Regions from separate parts of the Homo sapiens genome. Here region 2 is linked to region 1. A link is a loop called in an ENCODE intact Hi-C map of the cell type or tissue named here. Cell type or tissue: heart left ventricle. All regions are shown on one strand.

Evidence for each region. A loop is a pair of places that touch in the nucleus more often than their neighbours do. Peaks named below come from ENCODE experiments on the same cell type or tissue, not always from the same donor. Only the 100,000 strongest peaks of a DNase experiment are listed, where the experiment ranks them.
Region 2: it touches region 1 in a loop (2.7-fold over the local background); 25 of 110 quality-filtered maps call a loop at or near these places.

What each region holds. Positions count from the first base shown.
Region 1 is chr9:89,545,681-89,553,680 of GRCh38, reverse strand. LOC124902207 (a long non-coding RNA gene) reads right to left here and starts at 315. Exons shown (of 2, transcript XR_007061655.1): 1 at 1-315. RefSeq lists enhancers at 22-623, 3,589-3,758. In heart left ventricle, a CTCF peak has its summit at 4,445; a DNase peak (open chromatin) is centred at 4,440.
Region 2 is chr9:89,364,950-89,372,949 of GRCh38, reverse strand. It overlaps a transcript of SECISBP2 not described here and a transcript of SEMA4D not described here. Among named protein-coding and RNA genes, the nearest start is that of SECISBP2, 50 kb to the right of the region's middle. In heart left ventricle, no CTCF peak of the experiment used is centred here; a DNase peak (open chromatin) is centred at 4,679.

The DNA of each region.
Region 1 (8,000 bases):
GCAGGTCCCAAGGCTAGGGTGAAGAGGGCTTCCGGAGAAGTGGACAGCAGGGTAGGGGCTGCAGGAAGGACACAGGGCTGAAAGGGTGGCTGCAAGACAGCACAGGGCAGTGCAAAGAAGGAGATGGAGGCTGCCTGGGCTCCCTGGGAGGGAAGGAGATGGTGGTGGGGCGGGCCTGGGGGCAGCTGCAGCCCTGTCACACCTGTAGAGATGAACAAAGAAAACCACTTTAGTTTGTTAATGTTTGAAGGCGTCCTCAAGATGAAAAAGAGTTAAGAGTTACTATTAAATACTGTAATTACGCGTTTCAAAAGCCCTCAGAATAGGGAATGAGGAAAACAGCTCTACACATCACTGTGCATCTGCGTGCAGGTTAATGCCTGCTGACAAGGACATTTCCGCTCCTCATCTGGGAGCAGGCCTTGACTATAGTCATCCAGGTTCCCAGCTCACCTGGGCATATTAGCATATTAACCTAGGAGAGAGAAGAGACAGGGCTGGGGCCCCTTCTGGTGCAAGACAGAGAGATCCTTCTACAGCCTGCACCCTCATCTCAGAGGGACAGCCCGTCACCTTTGCCCTACGGGAGGAACTCACACAGCCAGCAGGGGACAGACCCTGGCCTGATCCCACCCCCTGCCCACTCTACCTGCCCCCTTTCCAGATCACCCCAGCTGAGAACATCTGCACTAAGGCCATGGCTTTAGTGCACATCGAAGAGCACCCGGGGGGAATACATTTCCAGAATACATTTCCTAAAAGATTGCACAGGTTACATACATCCCGTTGCAGTGACACAAAGTCCTGAGGTGGCAGGGTCCTGACTGTTCCCTGGACTCATGGCAGTGACCCCCAGTGGCCCACACCTTGTGTCATTCCCTTCCCTTCCATGTCAGCAGGACCTGAGGCTCACTTGTAACTGATAAAGCAATGCAGAGGGGACGGGCTGTCCCTCTGAGATTAGGAGCGGGATGTAGAAGGCTCCCTCCGGCTCACATCATCAGGAAGCTCCTCCAGGTGGCCTTGCAGAACAAGCTGTGCAGTGAACTGTCCACGGAGAAGACCGCCTGGCAGAGCGTTCTCCGGCCCACAACCAGTGAGAAGTTGATAAAAAGATCTTTCAAACAGCTTTATTCCCCTGAATTTGAAGTCAGAGATAAAAGACACAATCCTGCTGGGCACAGTGGCTCATGCCTGTAATCCCAGCACTTTGGGAGGCTGAGGAGGGTGGATCACAAGGTCAGGAGTTCAAGACCAGCCTGGTCAACACGGTGAAACCCTATCTCTTCTAAAAATACAAAAAAAAGAAATTAGCTGGGCATGGTGGCAAGTGCCTGTAATCCCAGCTACTCAGGAGGCTGAGGCAGAGAATTGCTTGAACCCCAAAGGCAAAAGTTGCAGTGAGTGGCGATCACGCCACTGCACTCCAGCCTGGGTGACAGAGCAAGATTCTGTCTCAAAAAAAAAAAAAAAAAGACACAGTCCTAGGAGAAACAAAATCTACCAAAACTGACCCACACACACAAATAGAATACATGAATAGCCCTTTACCTGATAAAGAAATGAAATATATAATTCAAAACCCTCCCACAAAGATTACTCCTTAAGAGATAAATTCTTCCAGAAAGTGGTAATAGAGGAAACAGTTCCCACTCAATTCATATGGCCTGCATGATTGTAATCCCTGAACCCAACAAGAATGTGAAGAGAAAGGAAAATTGCAGGCTGATCTCTCTTACAAACAAAGGCATAAAATCCCCAATAACATATTAGCAACCTGAATCCAGCAATTTATAAAACAGGGATAACAGATCATAACTAAATTGAACTTATTCCAAGAATGCAAAGTTGGTTGAATATTGAAAAATCAAAGTATATTGCCATATTAAACAGATAAATAATTTTTAATTATATAAAATCATTTTAATAAAGGCAGAAAAGTATTTGATAAAGTTCCAGCTATTCATTGAGAAATAAAAATAAAATCCTAAGCCCCACAACTGAGTGAATGGACCCTTTCTTGGCCAAGGGGACCCCAGGGTTAAAAACTTCAGTGTTATAAAGATGTCAATTATCTAGAAGTTGATCTGTAAATTCAATGTGATTCCAGTCAAATTTCCTGTGTGTGCGTGGGGTGGGGGGTGGGGGGAATGGGGTGTGTGTGTGTGTGTGTGTGTGTGTGTGTGTGTGTGTAAAAGCTGAGGGCCGGGTGCGGTGGCTCACACCTGTAATCCCAGCACTTTGGGAGGCCGAGGCCGGTGGATCGCGAGGTCAGGAGATTGAGACCATCCTGGCTAACATGGTGAAACTCTGTCTCTACTAAAAATACAAAAAATCAGCTGGGCGTGGTGGTGGGACCTGTAGTCCCAGCTACTCCGGAGGCTGAGGCAGGAGAATGGCATGAACCCGGGAGACAGAGCTTGCAGTGAGCCGAGATCACACCACTGCACTCCAGCCTGGGCGACAGAGCAAGACTCCATCTCAAAAAAAAAAAAAAAAACTGAGTTTCCGGCCATGACGGGATGAGAGGTCAGACCCACCTGAGTATGCCCCCTTCCTTATTAATCTTTAACCAGAATTATTTCCTAAGGAATAAGCAGAAACCAGCTCTGGAAAACAAGAAACAGACAATCATTAGCCAATCACCTCAGGCCTCAATCAAATGATCTCTTGCTTTTGTGCGTTCGACACAGCTGACAAACATCCCTTTCTGAAAACTGACCACCATCTCTTGACTAATTTGGGTCAATTTACGGAGAACTCTCAGTGAGAGTTTTTTTGTTCTCCATTTCACCTTTAGACATCAGAGAACCTAAAACTCCATCCTTGGATGGTGCTAACACTGCCCATTTTAAATATGTGACCAGTGAAGAGGTGTGAAGCTCAACTGTGTATTTTTACCTTTCATGAATATTCGTGACTCCTCCCATAGCGTGCTGAATATGCATACTTAGCCAGCCGGTTCAGCATGAATTCCTGACTTACTCTTCCCTCCCTCCAAGCACTTGCTCTCGGTGTGAAGGCTGTGCTTCCCAGCCTGCAGGATGGCCGATCTACGGGCTGCAACCCTTTATGAGAAATAAAGCTCTCCTTTCCAAATTGATGAACCTTGTGATTCTCTTCAGTTTGCATCATGTTTTTTTTTTTTTTTAGAAATCGTAGAAAAGTGGAAGTAGGACAGTTCCTTTAACTGATAAAGGGTAATCATAAATGTGTATTTAATGGTAAAATGTTGAAATCCTTTCTTCTGGGATTGGGAGGAAGACGGATGCCACTCTTGGCACTGGTGATCAGCACTGTGCAGAAGCCCATAGCCAGAGAATGGCAAGAAAAGGAATAAAGGGTGCAAGGATTGGAAAAGAAGAAATGAAACAATCAGTAACGTGAGTAGTACGATTGCCTAGGATGAAAATCCAAGAGGGTCGATGGGAAAATTGTTAGAATTTGAAAGTACGTGTAGCAAGTTTCCCAGATAAACATCAAAATTCAGAAATCAGTTATACATCTTCATACTAGCAACAAAGAGAGAATTATTTTAAAATATATCATTTATGATTATACCAAAAATATCAAATGCTTGGGAATAAACTTGATGAAAGATGTGCAAGAGTCTATACAGCAAAACATAAAACAACATTAAGAAATTTTCAAAAGACCTAAATAAATGAAGAGCTATACCATGTCTACGGATGAAAAACTTCAATGTTATAAACATGTCAATTCTCTAGAAGTTCATTCATAAATTCGGTGTGATTCCAGTTAAATTTCCATTATGTGTGTGTGTGTGTCATGTGTGTGTGTGAAACTTGACAAGCTGATTCTAAAATACATGAAAATGGAAGAGCCAGGACATTCAACAAGGTTGGAGGACTTGTTCTAGTGGACATCAATTTATGATATACGCTCAAGAATTAATCCAATGTGATATTGGCTCAAGGATAAAAAAGAAAATCAGCCAATGGAACAGACTAGAACACCCAGAATGATATCACAAAAATATGATAGTTGATTTCCGAGGAAGGTGGTCCCACAAAGTGGTGGGGTCTTTCCAAGGAGTCCTGTGGAAACACTGAGATCAGATATGACCCTTGGCCACTGCCTCCCACAATTCCAGGTACACTGAGAATCTATTTGTAAAAGGCAAAACCCTAGAGCTTTGGGTTACTTTTAGAAAGTAATGTAGAATGTCTTTGAGACTCGGCAAAGACTTCTTAATCTGGATGTAAAAAATTCTAACCATCAAAGAAAATACTGAGAAATAAATATTTCTCATAAATACTACATTGAAATGAAAAGTTGTATGTATCGAAAGAGACTATGAAGACAGCAAAATGGGCAAAACTAAATAGTAGTGTTTAGAGATGGTGCTGAGAGGGTAGGGTAATAAGGGAAGTGGGAGGGGATGACCGTTCCCAGCTGAGCAGCTGGAGGGGGATGAGGAGCTCGACAGGCAGGGGGCACCAGAGAGCAGGAGAGCTCTCGAGGCTGGCCACATGCAATTTCCTGAACTGAGTGGTGTTTATATGAAGGTTTGGTTTATAACAATTAACTAAGCCATAACTCATATGTTTTCTGAGCTTTTCTGAATAGGTAGCATATTTCACAACAGAAAGAAGTAAAAATACCTACATAAATATTTAATTATTTTAGAAATCCACTTGGACAGTTTAAGTGGATTGGTTTTTTGAAATGGATGGTAATGATATGTGAGCTGTGTATTTTTTTATTCATTATTTTTTGTGAGGAGACAGGGTTTCACTCTGTCACCCAGGCTGGAGGGCAATGGCATGATCTCGGCTCACCGCAGCCTCCACCTCCTAGGTTCAAGTGAGTCTCCTGCCTCAGCCTCCTGAGTAGCTGGGACTACAGGCATGCACCACCCCACACCCAGCTAATTTTTCTGCTTTTAGTAGAGACAAGGTTTTGCCATCTTGGCCAGGCTGGTCTCAAACTCCTGGCCTCAAGTGATCCGCCCGCCTCAGCTTCCCAAGGTGCAGGGATTATAGGCGTGAGCCACTGCACCTGGCCTGTGAGCTGTATTTTTTTTTTAAAAAGAAAAGGCTCTGCAGGAGCTCATGGAGGAGAATGTGCTGTTTCTTCAGGCCACCCTATTACACTCGGGAAAGGTGCTCATGCAGCAACTCAGATTCAGCACCTGCATTTAAAAGCCTCTTGCCTCATTTATGTCTGTCTGCCTGGTCTCTGCAACGACTTTGCTGAAATAAGCATCAGCTCATAAAGTCAAACATGCCTATTCATGACTGCTCCACCCTGCGCCGTGCAGACCGCGATGAGACACCCATGTGTCCTGGAGATACAGCTCAGCAAGACACAGTGACAGGGAAAGTCATCTGACGAGGGGAGTTCTTTTCCTTCATGTCTAATTCTTCCAGTCAGGTGGCAAAATAGTCAGTGAAGAGGAACAACACAAAATGAAAAATTCCATTCTGCACAGTGGAAAAATTCAGTGTTTTCAAGGACACTATGACCAAGCAGGCCAAAGGGTGCTGAGCAGAAGCAGAAGAGCCCGTGGGAGCTGGGAATAGCCAGGTTGGTGAACCAGTGGACACCCACGTCTCTGCATGGAGACCAGCCTTCTAGGAACTGGTCCAGTTGTTTACTGTTTGGGGCAGTCAGATGTCCCTGAAAGTAGCTCTAAAGCTGGGAATAAAGGTCCCAGAGCAAACTACTCAGTGAAGAACCCCCTGAAAAATTAACACAGAGAACAGCCTTGCTCAGCCCCTATGTGCAAAATGACTTGGTGAGCTTCAAGAGCAAGGGATTGCAAGGACTTGGCTGATGGTTCCATGATACTTTCATCATCTCCAAAAGCCCAGTGGCACACACAACCACAAGGCTCAAAGAACAAAGCCAACGTTTACTTGGCTCTGAGTTCAAATTATTTTCCAAGCATTGGGTAGAGGATGGAAAATAAATATTTAATTTTCCTTTATATTTTAAGGGAAATAAGCATTCATGAAAGTTACTAGAACCTGAGATAACAATGCATTACGGGCCAGGCACGGTGGTTCATTCCTGTAATCCCAGCACTTTAGGAGGCCAAGGCAAGTGGATCACCTGAGATCAAGAGTTTGAGACCAGCCTGACCAACATGGTGAAATCCCGTATCTACTAAAAATACAAAAAATTAGTTGGGCATGGTGGCAGGTGCCTGTAATCCCAGCTACTCAGGAGACTGAGGCAAGAGAATCACTTGAACCTGGGAGGCAGAGGTTGCAGTGAGCCGAGATTGTGCCATTGCACTCCAGCCTGAGCAACAAGAACAAAACTCCATCTCAAAAAAAAAAAAAATGCATTACATAGGGAAATCATTGTTTAGATTTCCCTTGCTATAGAAGAAACTGACATCATAGTTCCTTTTAAAGTGTAACCCTGAAAAAGACTGGCATCTGTAACAATTTAAAATATAAAAAAGAAACATATGTAACTTTTTTAAAAAGATATACAATAACAAGTGTTGGTGAGGATATGGGGCAACTAGAAACATCGCACATTGCTGATGAGAATGCAAATTGGTGCAGTCACTTTGGAAAACAGTTTGGTAGTTTCTCTGAAAAGTTAAATATAAACTTACTGTATGAGCCAGAAATTTCACTCCTGGGAATCTATCCCAAAAAAATAAAAACATTCATCCACACAAATATTTGTACATGAATGTTCATGGCTTCATTATTCATAATATTATTCGTAATGTACTTGTCAAGTCAAAGCAAAGGAAGGCATGTGCAAATTATAAGATGATTGTAATTATAAATTATAAAGTGATTATGATCTATTTAAAATATACTTTTTAACAAGGATACAAACATGGGAAGGGAAACTCCCCATTGATTTTAACTGAAGTGATACCCAAGAAGGAGGTGCTCCATGAATACGGATGGCAAAATCATATTTAGGAATATCAAAACATGATTTAGAAAATCAGACAGAAAATATACTGAAGAAGAGTTAAAATAAGTAAGCAACCATCTCTCTGGGGATAAATAATCTGAAAGCTGATATTTCATGGAAACGCTTGGGAACTTGTCTGGCCAATAAAATCTTGAGACGGCAATGGCTGTGGTGACATGACTGACTATGTTTTCTAGGAAATAAAGAAGAGTAGACTGACATATTCGGAAGAGAGGAGGAGTAAAGAAGGCAAGAAAAAGAAAGAAAGAAAGAAAGAGATAGAAAAAAAAGAAAGAAAGAAAGAAAGAAGGAAAGAAGGAAAGAAAGAAAGAAAGAAAGAAAGAAAGAAAGAAAGAAAGAAAGAAAGAAAGAAAGAAAGAAAGAAAGAGAAAGAAAGAAAAGACAGGTTTAAAAAGACAGAAAGAAAGGAGAGGAACGAGCACAGTGACTCACACCTGTAATCCCGGGACTTTGGGGGACTGAGGCAGGAAGATCACTTGAGGCCAGGAATCCGAGACCACTTTGGACAAAAGGACAAGACCCCATCTCTTCAAAAATAAAATAAAATAGCCAGGAGCAGTGGAGTGTGCCTGTGGTGCCAGCTACTCGGGAGGCTAAGGCAAGAGGACTGCTTAAGGCCAGAAGTTTGAGCCTGCAGTGAACTGTGATTGCACCACTGCACTCCAGCCTGGGCAACAACGCAAGACCCTGTCTCTTAAAAAATAAATAAATAAGAAGCAGAAGAGGAAAATGAAAAAAGAAAAATAAAATAAACGCTCTACAGAAGTTTGCAACAGCAAAATAAGTGATTGCAATAGCACAAGAGACAGCAGGGTTAAGGTAGATGGAATGATACTATATTCACATCTTATACTTTATGTGATGTGGCACACCATCACTTTATGTGGACTGTCTTTCCAGGATGCCATGTACAGGCATGCAAAGCCTTTGGTTGAAGGTAAGGATGCATATTCTAATTCTAATGTTTGTATCCCCTGTAGGTCTATTTCTATATTGGGTTGTTTCTGCTTGTTCTTATTAATGTTACCTTGTCTCCTCCTGTGTTTGACTAATTTCTATTCCAGACA
Region 2 (8,000 bases), 180 kb after region 1:
GGAAGTGGAATTATCAGTGGAAGATGATACGGAAAGATCCACTGATGGCCCTGGCACAGGCCAGCCTTGTCCCTGGGGCAGGATGGGACGGTCCTGAGAAGGCCCTGGGACACCCTAGGGGTGTCATAGTGGGAACTATGCCTTTGCAGTGCCCAGGTGAGACAGCACATGGTGTCACCCCAAGCATGGTACCCTGGGCTCAGTGACAAGAGGGGTGGGCAGGTCAGGACTGCACTGCCTTGGGGCCCGTGCCCTGGGAGCCGCTAGCCCTATGATCCTGAGTCCTGGGGGACTGAGTGCATCGGCAGGGCCTGGAGCAGCTGGGAGTGGCCGACTGCCTCAGTGTGCACTGTGGCCGCACAGGAGGGACAGCGGCCTTGAGAGTGTTCAGAGCTGTTGCACAGCCATCCTGCACCGCGTTGGCCCTGGGATGGACTGCTGTCTAAGCTTTGTCATGCGGCTAGCAATGCACATTTACTATAGTCAGTCACCCTGGTACCAGCCGTGAAGGACGGGCAGGGACACACACACCACACCCCAGACACACACACACCCCCGACACACCACACCCCAGACACCACATCCCAGACACACACCACACCACACCCCCCCACACACACCTCAGACACCACACCCCCGACCCACACCACACCCCATACACACCCCCGACACACACCACACCCCACACACCCACCACAGCCCAGACACACCACACCCCAGACACACACCACACCCCCCAGACACACACCACACCCCCCACACACACCACACCCATCACACCCCCCACACACACACCCGACACACACCACGCCCCCCAACACACACACCCCACACACCACACCCATCACACCCCCCACACACACACCCGACACACACCACGCCCCCAACACACCACACCCGACACACACACCCCAACACACACCACACCCCAGACACACACCACACCCCAGACACACACCACACCCCAGACACACACCACACCCCACACACACCACACCCCACACACACCACACCCCACACACACCACACCCCACACACCACACACATACCACACCCCAGACACCACACACATCACACCCCCCCACACACACCTCAGACACCACACCCCCAACACACACCACACCCCAGACACACACACCCCCCACACACACACCCCAAACACACCCCGACACACACCACACCCCCCACACACACACCACACCCGACACACACCACACCCCAGACACACACCACACCCCAGACACATCCCACACACATCACACCCCACACACACACCCCAGACACACACCACACCCCAGACACATCCCACACACATCACACCCCACACACACACCCGACACACACCACACCCCAGACACACACCACACCCCAGACACACACCCCCCCCCACACACCACACCCCAAACACACCCCCACACACACACCACACCCCAGACACACACACACTACACCCCAGACACATCCCACACACATCACACCCCACACACACACCCCAGACACACACCACACCCCACACACACACCCCAGACACACACCACACCCCAGACACACACCACACCCCAGACACACATGCCACACCCCAGACACACACACCCCAACACACACCACACTCCAGACACACACCAACCCCACACACACCACACCCCAGACACACACACCGTCACACACCACACCCCACACACATGCCACAGCCCACCCCACATACGCACCCTACCCCAGACACACACCACACCCCACACACCACACCCCAGATACACACCACACCCCCCCCACACACACCTTATACACCCCAGACATAACACACACCCCACACCCCAGACATACACACCACACCCCCCCACACACACCTTATACACCCCAGACATAACACACACCCCACACCCCAGACATACACATACCCCTGACACACACCACACCCCACCCCAGATACCACACACCCCACACCCCGACATACCCCTGACACAGCTCACCCCAGATACACACCCTACCCCAGATACACACCATACCCCAGACACACAACACCCCCCCAACACACACCATCCCAGTCACATGCCACACATCCCAGACACACACCCCACACGCCACATCCCACACACACACGCCCGACACACCGCACCCCAGACACACACCACACCCACACACATGCCACACCCCACACATACACCCCACCCCACACACACATCACACCCCTCACAACCACACCCCACACACACACCACACCCCACAAACTACATAGACTATGCTAGCCACATACCACACACCAGACACACACACCACACATGAGCATGACGTATACCGCACACATGCCATGCACTGTACCCCCCCACACACATCCCAGACACACATACCACACACACTACACAGACCACACAGCAGACATACCACACACCAGCACCACACCCCCTCACACCACATGCCACACACACCACATGCCAGCATCACACACACACCATACCTCCTTCATACACACCACACACACAAACCAGACACACACCTACATACCACACACCACACACCAGCCACACACCACAAACACACCACACACACCACACGCCACGCATATATCAGATACACCACATACGTACAGATACACCACAATATACACCACACGACACATGTACCACAACACACACACACGACATAACACGCACACACATCACAAACACAATCATGTCCACCACACAACACACACACCATGTGCATGCACACAATAAATGCACAGCACAAAACATCACATACACCAAATCACACACACCACACACACATCAAACACCATACACACAGACCATGCATACTCACTGCACATGTGCACACATACCAACACACACCACACACACACACTGTACACACACCTAAAACCACCCCCATACACACCATACCAAACACAACCACTCACACATGCACCACACACAGCACAGCATACAACACACATCACACACACACCAATCATACCACTGTTACACACACACCACCACACATACTGCACACACCAAAGCACATACACACCACATAGACACATGCACGCTACCCACACCACACCAATCACATCCACACATACACAACCATACACACACACACACACATTGTTGACTTAGGATCGTTTCAACTCACAGTGGGTTTATTGGGATGCAGCCCCGTGGCAAGTGGAGCAGCATGTGTATTGACAAGGGGAGGAAAGCCGTCTGGAGCTGGTGAAGTAAAGTTAGCATGCAGCCGAGCTCTGCTCGTCTGAACTGATGAACCCAAGTTCCTCATGGATCACTCAGAATACAGATGGGTGAAAAAATAACCCCACCACCCGTGTGCCAGCACATAGCGCATCTGGCATACAAACGTAAGGATCAATAGCGATGAATGGCGATGGGTTGTGTCTACATGCAGATACAAATCATGCACTTGTACATTAGTGTGCACACACAGAAACAGATCGATATAATTTTTTAACCAAAGTGCAGTCTTTACCCTGTCAGGGCCCTGCCTTCACCTCTGCCAGGACTATCTTCCATGTCAAGTTTAGACCCGTGTCATTTTCAAAGCTAATAATGGTTCCCCCATACTTTAGGCAGCATTTAGATATTTGGATTTGGGATGGCCTTTTATGTTTTAACTACAGTGTTAGAAATCAGAGCCCTTGGAACCACTGGGATCAGAGGGCAGCAGCAGAAGGCGCCCTTGGTCCTCTTTGAGGGGCCCAGGGCTCTGGAGAGGGCCCCCGTTCCTAGCAGCCACAGTGGCCTGTTGGCACGCATGTGTGTGTTCCAGCTGCTCTGTGACATTTCCCTTTGTTTCAGACTCTTGAAAGGCCACGGCCGTCGTGGGAATTAGTTGACCTTGTGTGTTGGGCCACCCTTGCTGGACAGGACAAGGTGGTGCTATCAACTCCCTGTGCTCTGAGGTCCTTCGCATGTTAGATGAGGCAGCTTCACCAGAAACTATCCATGTCTCTTCTGTTATCTGGGATAATTCCACGTGCCTTTACAACACAGCTGTCTGGTTACCTGGGGTCTGGAAATGCCCTCGGTGCCTCAGTGGTGCCTTCCCACAGGCCCCCCATGGAGCCAGGCGATGCCTACAGATGCCTCAGTGGTACTTTCTCAGGTCCCTTTGCAGAGAAGAGGTTCAGGATTCCTGCCCACATTGATAAGGCGGCTTGGCCAGTAAGTGGCAGGCATGAACAGGTGCATTCCAGAAGCGCTGGGGCTGGTCCAGTGCCCTGAGTGGTCTAGAGCATACCAGAGTGAAACGTTAGGCTGCGTCGGCCTGGTGACTGTCAGGGAGATGAGGACTCAGAGAAGGGAGCTGTCAGAATTGCTACCTATGTGGCAGGGGTCTCACTCTCTCCTCCCTCCTCTTGGGGCCCCTGGCTACTCTGTGACTTCAACAGAGGACAGAAAGGATGACCAACAAGGCCTCAGGGCATACCCCCAGCTGCACTGTCCTTGTCCCCAGAAGGGTCCCCAGAGTCTGGGAGGGAGGAGGGGCCATGGCCAGGATTAGAAAAGACCGTGCCCCAAGGAGAGAGCACAGAGATGGGCCAGGGAAGCAGTGGGATCCTCGGGAAAAGAGGCTGGGAGCAGGTGTCCGGGTGAGGCCCGGGCAGCGGGTACAGGCAGGGACAAGCCAGGAGTCCCATCATGGAAGACATGATGGCCAGCGGCCAGCACTGTGTGCAGAGAATGGCCCCTCTGGGGATGTGCCCGCTGCCCCATTAGTTGCAGGAAGGCCACCTGGATGTGAGTTTGGGAGATGGGCTGGCCCCGAGGCAGCCAGCCCTGAGGTCAGAGTGGGCCACATGCATGGGGATGCCGGGAGGACACAGAGGAGTGCTGCAGGAGATGGCAGTGGGGGCACTTTCCAGGATGGGCCCGAGCAACTCAGTCACTGGGTGGATGTCTCACCACCCCTCCAGGCCTTCCTCAGGGCGAGGCCACTGCCCAGAGGGCACCTGGTTTGTCGCAGAGTAGAATCAGCTCCATATTTTGTAATCACATCCACGAAGCTCTGAAGCCATGGTGGTCCTGGCACCAGCTGGCTCCGTTAGAGGCTTGGGGTGGGAGTGAGCAGGTGGGAGGTGCCCCAGTGACAGGCTGAGTGCTGGAGCCCAGGCTGCCAACAGCCTCCCCAGACTCCTGAGTTGATGTAATAAACCCAGCCCTGGTGAATAAACCTGGCCCTTGCTTATACCAAGGTGATCAGTCTTCTCACGACAGTCCTAGCTGTAGGAGAAAGATCATTACCTACGGCATCTGCCACAGCAGTTAATTTGCCTTCAACTTAAGCTAGTTGCAGTGACAGGAAGGGCCAGGGGGAAATATCTGTCCTCAGGACCTCTACCCTAGATCCTTGTAAGCCACAACAACTTCCCTTCTTTGAGGGCGCGACCAGTGTCACCTGGCTCGCCACTGGGAAGAGCCAAGGCACATCCAGGTTGGTGGCTGCTGAGCCCCACAGCATCAGACCAGCCTCTTGTCCCCACCCCACAGAGGCCAAGGGGGTGATCTGGGAGTAGCACCCCAGCCTGGCCGCTCTCTTGAGGTAACAGGGTTGGATGGTTAGGGAGCTTGGAGCACTGGCCCAAGCAAGAAAACAGTGGTGTTTTCAGGAGGCCCTGCTGGGAGATGGAAGACAGCTCCCCACTGGGGGCCTAGGATTCCAGGAGCTCCCCAGCAGTCCTCCGTGGGACATACGTGGGTTTGCACCTGCTGCCCTGTCCCGCTGAGGGTGCGGTGCTGATGGGGTGGCCCTGCACACTGATGGTAACTCTCACTTTCCCTCTCTCTCATGCATTCAGAAAGAGATGGATAGTTTAAAAACGAATACATGGAACGTAAGTACTTCTTTAACATCTTTAATGTCTTATGATGATCAAGCATGTATTTAAATAGTATTTACTGATGCCTGTTAGCAGTGGTAAGCACGTGTCTGTTTCTGCTCACACCCCAAGAGTGTAGAGCTTTGAGGGTTTTGCAGTCAGTGGTCCCATGATGGGGCGTTGGGTGATTAATCCAATCCAGCTTAGGCCACCCAGATTCTTAGTCTCAAGGGCTTGGTCATGAGAACCTTCCAGAGGCTCCTGTGACTCAGTGACTCCAGTCCCCTGGGTGGTTCTTGGTGCAGGTCACATGAGGGAGGAGACCGGGCTTTTATAGAACTCACTTCACTGTCTGTTCAAAGAAAAGTGTTACTTGATCATAACAGCTCAAAAAAATCTGTTTCTTAAAATGAGATTTTACCTGGATGCCCATCAGCTGGGAAAGGGAATATCTATTCCCCAGTTGATGGGCACCTAGATGTACATAGAGACATATGTTTGTACATCTATGTAATATGTACTTATATTTGTAGATAGATACATGGAATTATCTGTGGCCAGAGTCCAAAACATTTTGAGTGGGAAAAAACAAATTATAGAGTGTTAAGTTTTGTTTTTTTTTAAATTCTGCACAAAAACCAAACCTGTTCACAAGGGCTTGTCCACCAGGCCAGGGCCAGATGGGCCGCCAGGCAAAACAGTTTTGGAGCACCTTCTGAATTTCCTTGAGTTTACAGAATGTTTCCTTCAAAGTAACACTTTTATAAAAAATTATTATTATAAAAGCAATGCTTGTTTGTTATAAGTTTGGAAACTCCAGGGAAGTATAAAGAAAAAATTTAAACAATCCCAAATTTAACCATCCAGAGGTAGTTACCACCAGCATCCCAGCCATTTTTGGGCCATGACTATCTACGTTCACACATGTATACATGGGTGTGTACATATATGCACACATTCCTAGATATTGTTTCACTTATTTTTCTGTGTTGCTGAATATTCTTCGATGGCACTTCGAATGAGTGACTTGTGGCCCCCTTCTTGGACATTTCCCAACTCCTCACTGATAGAAACAGGGCTTCACTGGGCCCATCCTTGCCTCGGGACTCATTCCTAGGACTGCCCAGCTAAAGGGTCTGAGCTTGGTCAAGTCCTTGGGAGGAGCATTCTCTGGTGATCCTGGACAGTGGGGAATTGTTGACCAAGAGACCGGACAAAGATGAGCAGATGCCACAGTCAGTAAAGCAGGGAAAATGCATTACTAAAGTCAGCTTCATTAAACTGGCGATCTCTTCTTTTCAAAAGTCCAGCATGTGCCACAGAAATGGAAAGCTCTCTGGCCACTACTGTCCTGCCCAGGGAGGGGAGCGTGGGTCCACCCACACCATTTAATACCTGTAACTGGATGCACCTCTGCCCCTACACCTGAGAACAAGGCCAGTTTTTGTGTGTGCAGGTACTTTGGACTCTTTTGGCTCTGGAATTTGTTTTACCTGCTCAGTGTTCTGAACTCCTTCCTTTTCACTACTAAGCATTCTCCATGAAGCCACACTTCATTTTGTCATTGTGAGGTTGATGGACATCTAGGGCAAATCTAACTTCTAAAGACCAATTCTTACGAGGTGTCATGGTCAAGCAGAGGCCATGGCCGGCACTGGTCTAGGTGGCCCATGGCCCATTTGGGGGCCTTGGTGGGCCTCGAGGAAGGGCAGGTGCTGGTCAGGGAGCCGGGTCGCTAGGCAGCAGGTGGGTGTCACCCCAGTCCACGCTGCTGGGGTGCCTGGCCTGATGCAGGCTGTGCCTGAGGGAGACAGAAGCAGCAGAGTAGGCTGGCCGGCCTCCCCAGCCCCACCACAAGCAGGAGCTTCAGAGACAGAAGGAGCACCTGCACCCCCTCACCTGCCCTCCAGGGCCTGGCCTGGCCCTCCCAGCTCAACTCCAGGGTCTGTACGCTCTGGGGCTGGAGCTTAGTGGGACTGTGGCCCCCCTCAGCCCTTTCTGCATTTGAGTGGAAGCCAGTGTGCGAAGCAGATCAAAATGGATGTGCTTGTTTTTCCTTCAGTAAGAACAGGGAGTTGAGCCTGTCCCAACATGGCCAGCAGCCCCTGGAGGGCCAACAGACTTCACGAGCAAGGAAGGCCGGGAGGTGACCTGCTGACCAGAACTTACTTGTGCCCCTCCCCCCCGC